Regions from separate parts of the Homo sapiens genome. Here region 1 is linked to region 2. The links are chromatin contacts, found by Hi-C or POLR2A ChIA-PET in ENCODE. All regions are on one chromosome and are shown on one strand. Each heading gives the region's core, a stretch centred on a gene start or an enhancer-like site at or near the end of the contact. The rest is flanking DNA. Distances are from core to core; before and after follow the strand shown. Region 1 overlaps LOC107985634 (a long non-coding RNA gene). Region 2 has its middle 120 kb from the start of TBL1X.

What was found. A loop is a pair of places that touch in the nucleus more often than their neighbours do. ChIA-PET counts read pairs that join two places held with the same protein, here RNA polymerase II (POLR2A). Pooled maps may share reads with other maps.
Region 1: a loop to region 2 is called in a pooled map, with 7 times the contacts of the local background. The contact joins two enhancer-like sites. A Hi-C loop is called at or near these places in 1 of 168 maps with a recorded cell type or tissue (K562) and 4 of 50 pooled maps. POLR2A ChIA-PET finds 5 or more read pairs at or near these places in 3 of 52 experiments (AG04450, K562 and activated T-cell).

The regions. Positions count from the first base shown.
Region 1 is chrX:9,415,459-9,419,107 of GRCh38, forward strand. All of the region lies in intron 2 of LOC107985634 (a long non-coding RNA gene), which reads right to left. It also overlaps the pseudogene LOC442443. Among named protein-coding and RNA genes, the nearest start is that of TBL1X, 48 kb to the right of the region's middle. Within about 2 kb of position 1,658, at least 3 of the 41 ENCODE cell types and tissues checked have a DNase peak (open chromatin) inside an H3K27ac peak, as active enhancers do.
Region 2 is chrX:9,340,403-9,344,294 of GRCh38, forward strand. No RefSeq gene overlaps it. Among named protein-coding and RNA genes, the nearest start is that of TBL1X, 120 kb to the right of the region's middle. RefSeq lists an enhancer at 1,598-1,657. Within about 2 kb of position 2,234, at least 32 of the 41 ENCODE cell types and tissues checked have a DNase peak (open chromatin) inside an H3K27ac peak, as active enhancers do.

The DNA of each region.
Region 1 (3,649 bases), core at 408-2,907, 74 kb after region 2:
TTTGGTTTTCGTTTTGCAGATATGATTGATGTATTACACCACAATAAAGTATTTTTATGTTTACATAGTGTAATTTTTAGGTTCACTTAGAATACATTTTATTTAATAAATTAAAATTATTTCGGTACACTATTAAATGCAAAATCTCCTTTCCAAACAAAAAAGAACTACCTTATATTCGTCATTGAATGTTCTTGGTCTGTGCTTTTATGTTTATATAATATGGTGAATTCAGTATGGTGTCCAAGTGTGCCCTGCGTTGATAGACACGTGCCTTCCTTCCAGGAGTGGGTACTGACTCCAGACTCCAGATCCCTATTTCTAGTTAGGCTTCTGAGCTTGCAATCATATTGAATGTATGATGAGCAAAATAAAATCAAAACCTTATTTTTGTACATTTTTGAAATATATACTTAGAACTGACCACCTCCCTGGCCCCATGGAGAGCTGTATCGTGTGTAAAGCCGCCTTTACCTTGATTCATGCAGTGTTTTTGCATCTGTGGGACCTACCTTTTCGTTCATTAGTTTGAACTATACATAAACTGTACGATCTGTAAAGTTTTTATATAATAAATATTCACCTGTGAAAACTGGTTAAATAAAACTAATATTTCTTACACACGCACACACAAAAAAGCATTCCACAATGGGCATGACAAAAAGTCCCTCTTTCAGAAAGATGCTTCTGCAGTAGAAGTTGGCTACCTTGATGCAATGACATGGCCAGTTCTGATCCTCTAATTTGTTTGGGATGCTTCTGCTACATTTTCAAATGACTTCAGTCAGTGGTTCCCACAAATGAAATATTTGCCAGACAAGACGTTGTTGCATTTCTGTGACTTTTACATTTATTAAACAATTGCTTCCTCCTCCCAGGGTAATAGCCTCCAATCTCCCCACTTTTTCAAAACATTATTGACAATTTTTCTACCATATGTTGACACTGTGTTTCAATTCTCGTATCTTTTTATTCCCTAGGGCACAATTGGTTCTGCTATGACAATCTCCAGGGTAAGGATTCAATTGTACAAGGTTATGTGAGCTTGCAAATGAAGGAGACAGAGAGAGAGAGAGAAAAAAAAAAAAAGGAAAAGGTGGAGGAGGGAAGGAGGGGACAAGAGGGGGAGAGAGAGAAAGTACAAATGGGAGACCTCAACTCTAGCCATTAAAAATGGTGGTTCTAAAAATCCACCACACAGTCAGAACTCAGCTTTTTACATGTGCTCACATCCATACAGAAAAGACATGTTTTGTGTTTTTCCTAGTGAATTCTTGGCAAATACTGTCAGTTGTGAAATACAAGATGGGGAACTCTTTCTCTGAAAACGTAGCCGGGGAAAAATGATGCAGTTAGGTGGAGAAATAGCTGCCTTGAAAAACAAGTTTCCTTGAGTTGATGAAACACTAGAGGAGAGAAGAGGTCCCCTTGCATGTCTTCCCCATCTCTGTGTTTATTTGCTGATCCAAACTGATTACTGTTAAAATATGCATGCCAGCATTTCATTTTCAACAAATGCTACTCCAAGTATTCATTAGCGTCTTATCCACTGTCTCTAAAATAATCTACAGTGGCCTGAATAGCTGTAGAATGACAGGAGAAAGATTGCAAGGCGACGTGCATGGGGGCCCTGAGGGCAAGGCACAGCTTGCTGGCTCCGTGGTAAGGGGTGGGTACTTGGCATCAGCCCCTCAGCAGAGAGGGCAGGACTGGGTGTAGCAAGTGACTCACAGAAAATGCATTACCCCATTGAAATGTCACCAGAATTGAATTGAAATGTCACCAAAGAAGCTCATGGGGTGAGAAATTGCCATGTGCTTTAAAAAATAATTATTATTAAATCCAACTAAAGCATGTACATAATTGAATCTGAGGTACTAGCAATCCTTGTTCCATCTTTCTTCACCCCCATCCTCCACCCCAGGAGCAACAACTTTCCACTCCATTCTGTTCCTTCTAGAATTTTCCTCTATATTTCTAAATAATTTTCATATACTGTTATTTCTCAATTTATTAATTTTAGTCATTTTTATCAACTTCTGTTATGATACTGGAGGGTTTTTCTGGCCTAACTACCCCAGTTTGCCTTGACCCATCCCCTCAATTTGGATACTATGAGTTAAAAAAAAAATTAATCGTCTTTTTTTTTTTTTTTAAAGACAGGGTCTCACTTCACTGCCCAGGCTGAAGTACAGTGGCACAATCACGGCTCGCTGCAGCTTCAACCTCCTGGGCCCAAGTGATCCTCCCACCTCAGCCTCCCAAGTAGCTAGGACTAAAGACACACTCCACCAAACTCAGCTAATTTTTAAAACTTTATAGAGAAGGGGTCTCACTTTGTTGCCCAATCTGGTCTTGAACTCCTGGCCTCAAGCAATCCTCCCACCTAGGCCTCCCAAAGCACTAGGATTACAGGCATGACCCACCACACCTGGCCCCTAATACAGTCTTTCTGTTATTATAGCTTAATATGCTCTCTGTTGATCCACGTGGCAAACTATGACTGCATTTCCTTTCTTGTACAACTCTGAGTATTTTCTGGGATTAATAACTGTCTCATGTAATTGCTTAGTTTTCTAGAGATGTTCTCTGATTTTTTTCCAAATGCTTTCCCCAAATGCTCACACACATTAAATAACCTAACTCGCCCATGTCTCCACCCAAACACTGCCACTGAGAGCCATGTGTCCTCCTGCTCTGCAATATACCAGTTTAGCTTTAAACCCAGCACACGGCTAGTGTCCTAAAATACCCCAACCTCTTTCCAGCATGGGACCTTGTCTCCTGGTTTCCTTGTCTTCCTCCCTTCCTGGTTTACTATTTTGTGTTGCTGAAATACATTCCCTAGTAGCTCCTACAGAGACGTGTACAGGAGAGATATATTTTTCATCCTTGCACATTTAACAACCTGTTAACTTTGCCCTCATCACTCTGCCCGAGTGAGTGCTCTCTGCACTGCACCCTCCTCAGAAATTTACCATTGCTCCACTTCCCCCGCAGTATTAGCCCTAAGGAACCTGCCGCCTTTGAACTGTCAGGTGTGGCCTGTTTGCCTCTGTAGAAACTTTTAGCCTAGTGCTGACCAAAGTCAATCGCAATTTTCTTTCTTTTTTTTTTTAACTTAAAATTTTTCTTTCATTTCCACGTTTCCCCAACTTATTTTTTCTTTGGGTGTGTGTGTGAAGCAGGATCTCACTCTGTCATCCAGGCTGGAGTGCAGTGATGCGATCACGGCTCACTGCAGCCTCCACATCCTGGGTTCAAGTGATCCTCCCACCTCAGTCTCCTGGGTAGTGGGGACTGCAGGTGCATGCCGCCACATCTAGCTAATTAAAAAACAATTTTTTTTTTGTTGCCCAGGCTGGTCTGAAATTCCTGGGCTTAAGTGATACTTTCCGATCAGCCTCCCAAAGTGCTGGGATTACAGACGTGAGCCACCGCACCTGTCCTCAATTTTTCTTTCTTTCTTTCTTTTTTTTTTTTTTTTTTGGAGACTGAGTCTCGCTTTGTCGCCCAGGCTGGAGTGCAGTGGCACGATCTAGGCTCACTGAAAGCTCTGCCTCCCGGGTTCACGCCATTCTCCTGCCTCAGCCTCCTGAGTAGCTGGGACTACAGGCGCCTGCCACCACGCCCGGCTAATTTTTTGTAT
Region 2 (3,892 bases), core at 984-3,483:
GGGAGCAGCCCTGCTCTCCAGTCTGCAAACCCAGGGGCTGAGGGGCCGGGGCATCCCGAGGCCTGGATGCCCAAGGGATGCAAACTCCTTCCCCACCCTCTCTGCTTCCCTTATCAAGCCTCCTAAGTGTTCTCCCCATCCCATAATGGGGAATAATCCCTAAAATTCAAGGGCTGAAGCTCTAATCCCCACTACCTTTTGGAATGTGACCGTATTTGGAAACAGGATCTCTAAGGAGGTAATTAAATTAAAATGAGGTCATTAGGGTGGGCCCTGGTCCAGTAGTACTGGAGTCCTTATAAGAAGAGGCGATGAGGACACAGGCACACACAGAGGGACGACCATGGGAGGATACAGGCCGTCTACAAGCCACCGAGAGGGGCTGCGGGAGAAAGCAGCCCTGTGACACTTGGGTTTCAAACATGTGGCCTCCAGAATGTGAGGGAATCCCTGTCTGCTACTCTGGCATGGCAGCCCTAGCCGGCTCATACGGGCCCATCCCCCACTCGCCATCTCAACGTGGAGACCCTACAGGAACTCATGGCCCGGGAAGGCCTTTTGGTCCCCTCACCCCTATTTTCAAAGCCCACACAGTTAAAATGCAGGGGGGCTTCTTGCTCTTAAGACTGAAATGGTGCAGCTCCCTACACCCGTCTGTGTCCACGGCCATCCCCAGTATAGCAAACTTACATGTGACACCCAGCTCGGTATTTCCCCTCTCAGGTCCCCCTTCCCCCTCCTACAGACACATCCCCAAACCCTTTTAAGATGTTGCATAACCTGGCTCCGGAAGCCAATAGAGTTTTTACTGAATCTGGCTTCACATAACCCAACAGATTGTGAACTAGACATTTGCCAACTTTTCCCCCGTGCCAGACCATTTTTAAGTTATGTGTGCACAGAATGGCATTTAAAGGACTTAAATAACTCTCCAGGGGGAGAAAAGAGCAGAAAATAGCCCACAAGGCTCCTATAAACGGGGGCAGGAACAGCAGAAACAGAATTTGGGGCGAGTGTTCTGCTTGTTTTTAGTTGCGGCGGGAGGGGCTTTTCTATTAGGTTGTGTTTTTGTTGTTTTTGCTTTGGGGGTGAAAAAAGGGGACAGAGAACAGAAAGGAACCTAGTTTATAGTGACAGCTGTTTAGGAAAGTCATTTCTAGATTAGAGGGGAGAGCCCCTAGGGGCTGCTTCTAGATTCCACTCCTTGGGGTTGGAGGGGCCGGGTGAGCAGGCTTTGGGGAGTGCCTGGGTGACTACCCCAACCCTGCCTCAACGGCACCCCCTCCCTGTGCACCGACAAATAAATGGTGGCTGTAAAAAAAAAAAGAAATAAATGTTTTTTTAAGCAGTGCTTCCTGTTATGTTCAAGGAAGACTAGGGCCGTTTTATTATTAAGCAATTTTCTCTTTTTAAGTAAACACACACACGACCACATTGCTGCAAGGCTAAAATCTCTTGCCTTACTCAAGCATCGACGTTTTCAATCTCCTATTTTCTCAAGCCCTCAATGAAGCCTTCCAAGAGCTTGCCTATGTTTAATTTGCATTCCGAAACAGAAAATCTAATGTGTTTTAACATTGTCTGCTTCAGCTGAAAAGGAAACTGTAAATTTATACAGTCTGGTTTAAAAAAAAAAAAATTGGCCATTGCATCTAAATGAGTCTCCTCCGGAAAGAGGCTGGGTGGCGCCCCTCCCCCTCCTCCCTCTTTCACTTCCCCTCCCGCTTCTCCCTCTTTCACTTCCCCTCCCCCTCCTCCCTTTTTCACTTCCCCTTGTCCTCCCTCCCTCACCTCCCATCCCCCTCCCTCCTCCTCCCCTCCCCCTCTGCTTTTCACCCCCTCCCTCCTCCTCCCCTCCCCCTCTGCTTTTTACCCTCCCCCTGCTCCTTCCCACCTCCCCTCCCCCTCCCCCGCTGCTTTCACCCCCTCCCTCCTTCCCTCCCCCTCTGCTTTCACCCCTCCCTCTTCCTCCCCTCCCCCTCTGCTTTTTACCCTCCCCCTCCTTCTCCCCTCCACCTCTCCCCTCCCCATCCTTCTCTGCTTTTCACCCCCTCCCTCCTCCCCCCTCCTCCTCCGTTTTGCACCCCTCTCTCCTCCTTCTCCTCCCCTTCCCCCTCCTCCTCTGCTTTTCATCCCCTCTCTGTCCCTCCCTCCCCCCTCCTAGCCTCCTCTCCCTGCATTGGAGTTTAGGCCACAGCCTCCCTCCTCCCTCTTAGTCTTCCAGCCTCCTCCCCTCCCCTCCCCTCTCTTCTCCTCCCCTCCCCCAGGATCAGACTCGGGGCCGGTCTGTGCCAGCGCCCTACGTGGACTGGGAAAGAATTACCGAGGACCTTAGAAGAGCTGCGCACTCGCAGCGCCCCGCCCCCACGCCGCCGGCCGCCCGCGCGGGTGTCTCCCTGTGCTCCCAAAACACGGCTCAGGTTCACCGGGTCCTCCCCCGGGGATCTCAGGGCTGTTGGGGGGTGCTGTGGTTCCCAGAACGCCGCGACACTCTGAAACAGGAAAGGGGACGGCAGAGGGGTCCTGCTGCGGGGGAGCCCTTGAGAAGGCCTGGGTGGAGAGGGACTTGGGGACAGAGGTAAAGAAGGGAGTCTCTGGGGGTGAGGAAGTGCCTGGGAAGGGCACGAGGAGGAGTTGGGGAAGGGAAAATCAGGCCCAAAGTTTTAGGGCTCTGTCTCTACTGAAGGTCAAAAAGGGTTCCTGCAGGGCAGTGGGAGACCTGCTCCTGACGACCCCGTCCTATAATTAAATCCCTGAGTAAGAACACTCCAGAGTTGGGGCTCAGTAGCTGCCGTGTGCACCTGCGCATCAGATGCCCCCTAAGCGTACCCCTGGAAGCCTCTGATTCTGTGTCATCACGGCAGGAGGGGATTCGAGGAGTTTTGGAAGACGCCAGGATGACGTTCTTAAGCCATCTGATGGGTGAAGGGGCTTCTTCACTTCGCTGTGGCTTCACTACTTAGATGTTAAAGCGGCTTCTCTTCCTAATAAAAAACAAAGTGTAGCCACTTTTCTGTCCAAGAAAATAAAAATTCCCAGAGAAAACCAACGTTGACGTTTGCATTCACGACGTGCCTGTCGTTTTCCTCTGTGTGGAAGAATTTTCCCATCCAAAAATGGGAGTTGAGGATGGAGGTGAGGTAAATAATAAAATCGGGCTCACTCTGTATAAATAGTTCAGCATTCCGATTTGGTTACCTAGTATTAAAAAATAAATATTTTTCTAGGTCACTAAATATTTTTCAAAATTATACTTTAAATGAGGGCTTAAATTCCACCGCGTGGAATTGTATATGCCAGAATGTAGTAACCATATCCCTCTTGCACAGTATTCCTCTTGTTTAACATTTAAGGACGGTATCCTAAGTTATTCCCCATTGTGTAGTCACATAAGTCACCTTTTTCTTCACTAGCTTCAGTGCAAGAAATGAATACAGTTTCCTCTGCACCATGGGTCCGTCTGTTGCCATTGCCTGCACTGGGGTTGTTTGGAATTCCTGTCTGAAACTTTCTAGAGTTAAAGGCAGAAAACATTGGCCAAGTTTCCAAGCCTAAAGCTGATTCTTGACCTTAGTTAGACCTTATGTCAGAAAAGAGGGTGACAGCTACTTGGGAAGCTGAGGTGGGAGGATTGCTTGAGCCTGGGAGGTTGAGGCTGCAGTAAGTCATGATCGTGCCACTGTGCTCACGCCTGGGTGACAAAGCGAGACCCTATCTCAACAAAAAAAAAAAAAAGAAAGAAAAGAAAAGAGGGTGAGCAAAACAGGACAGTAGGGGGTGCTCCAGGTGTCTGGGGGGGGGGCATCGCCAATATCCTAATATCCCAGAGCCTCGGGAGGAGCCCTCTCTCCCAAAGCACTGCCCGCCACATTCTGGGGATGTCCTGCAAAGC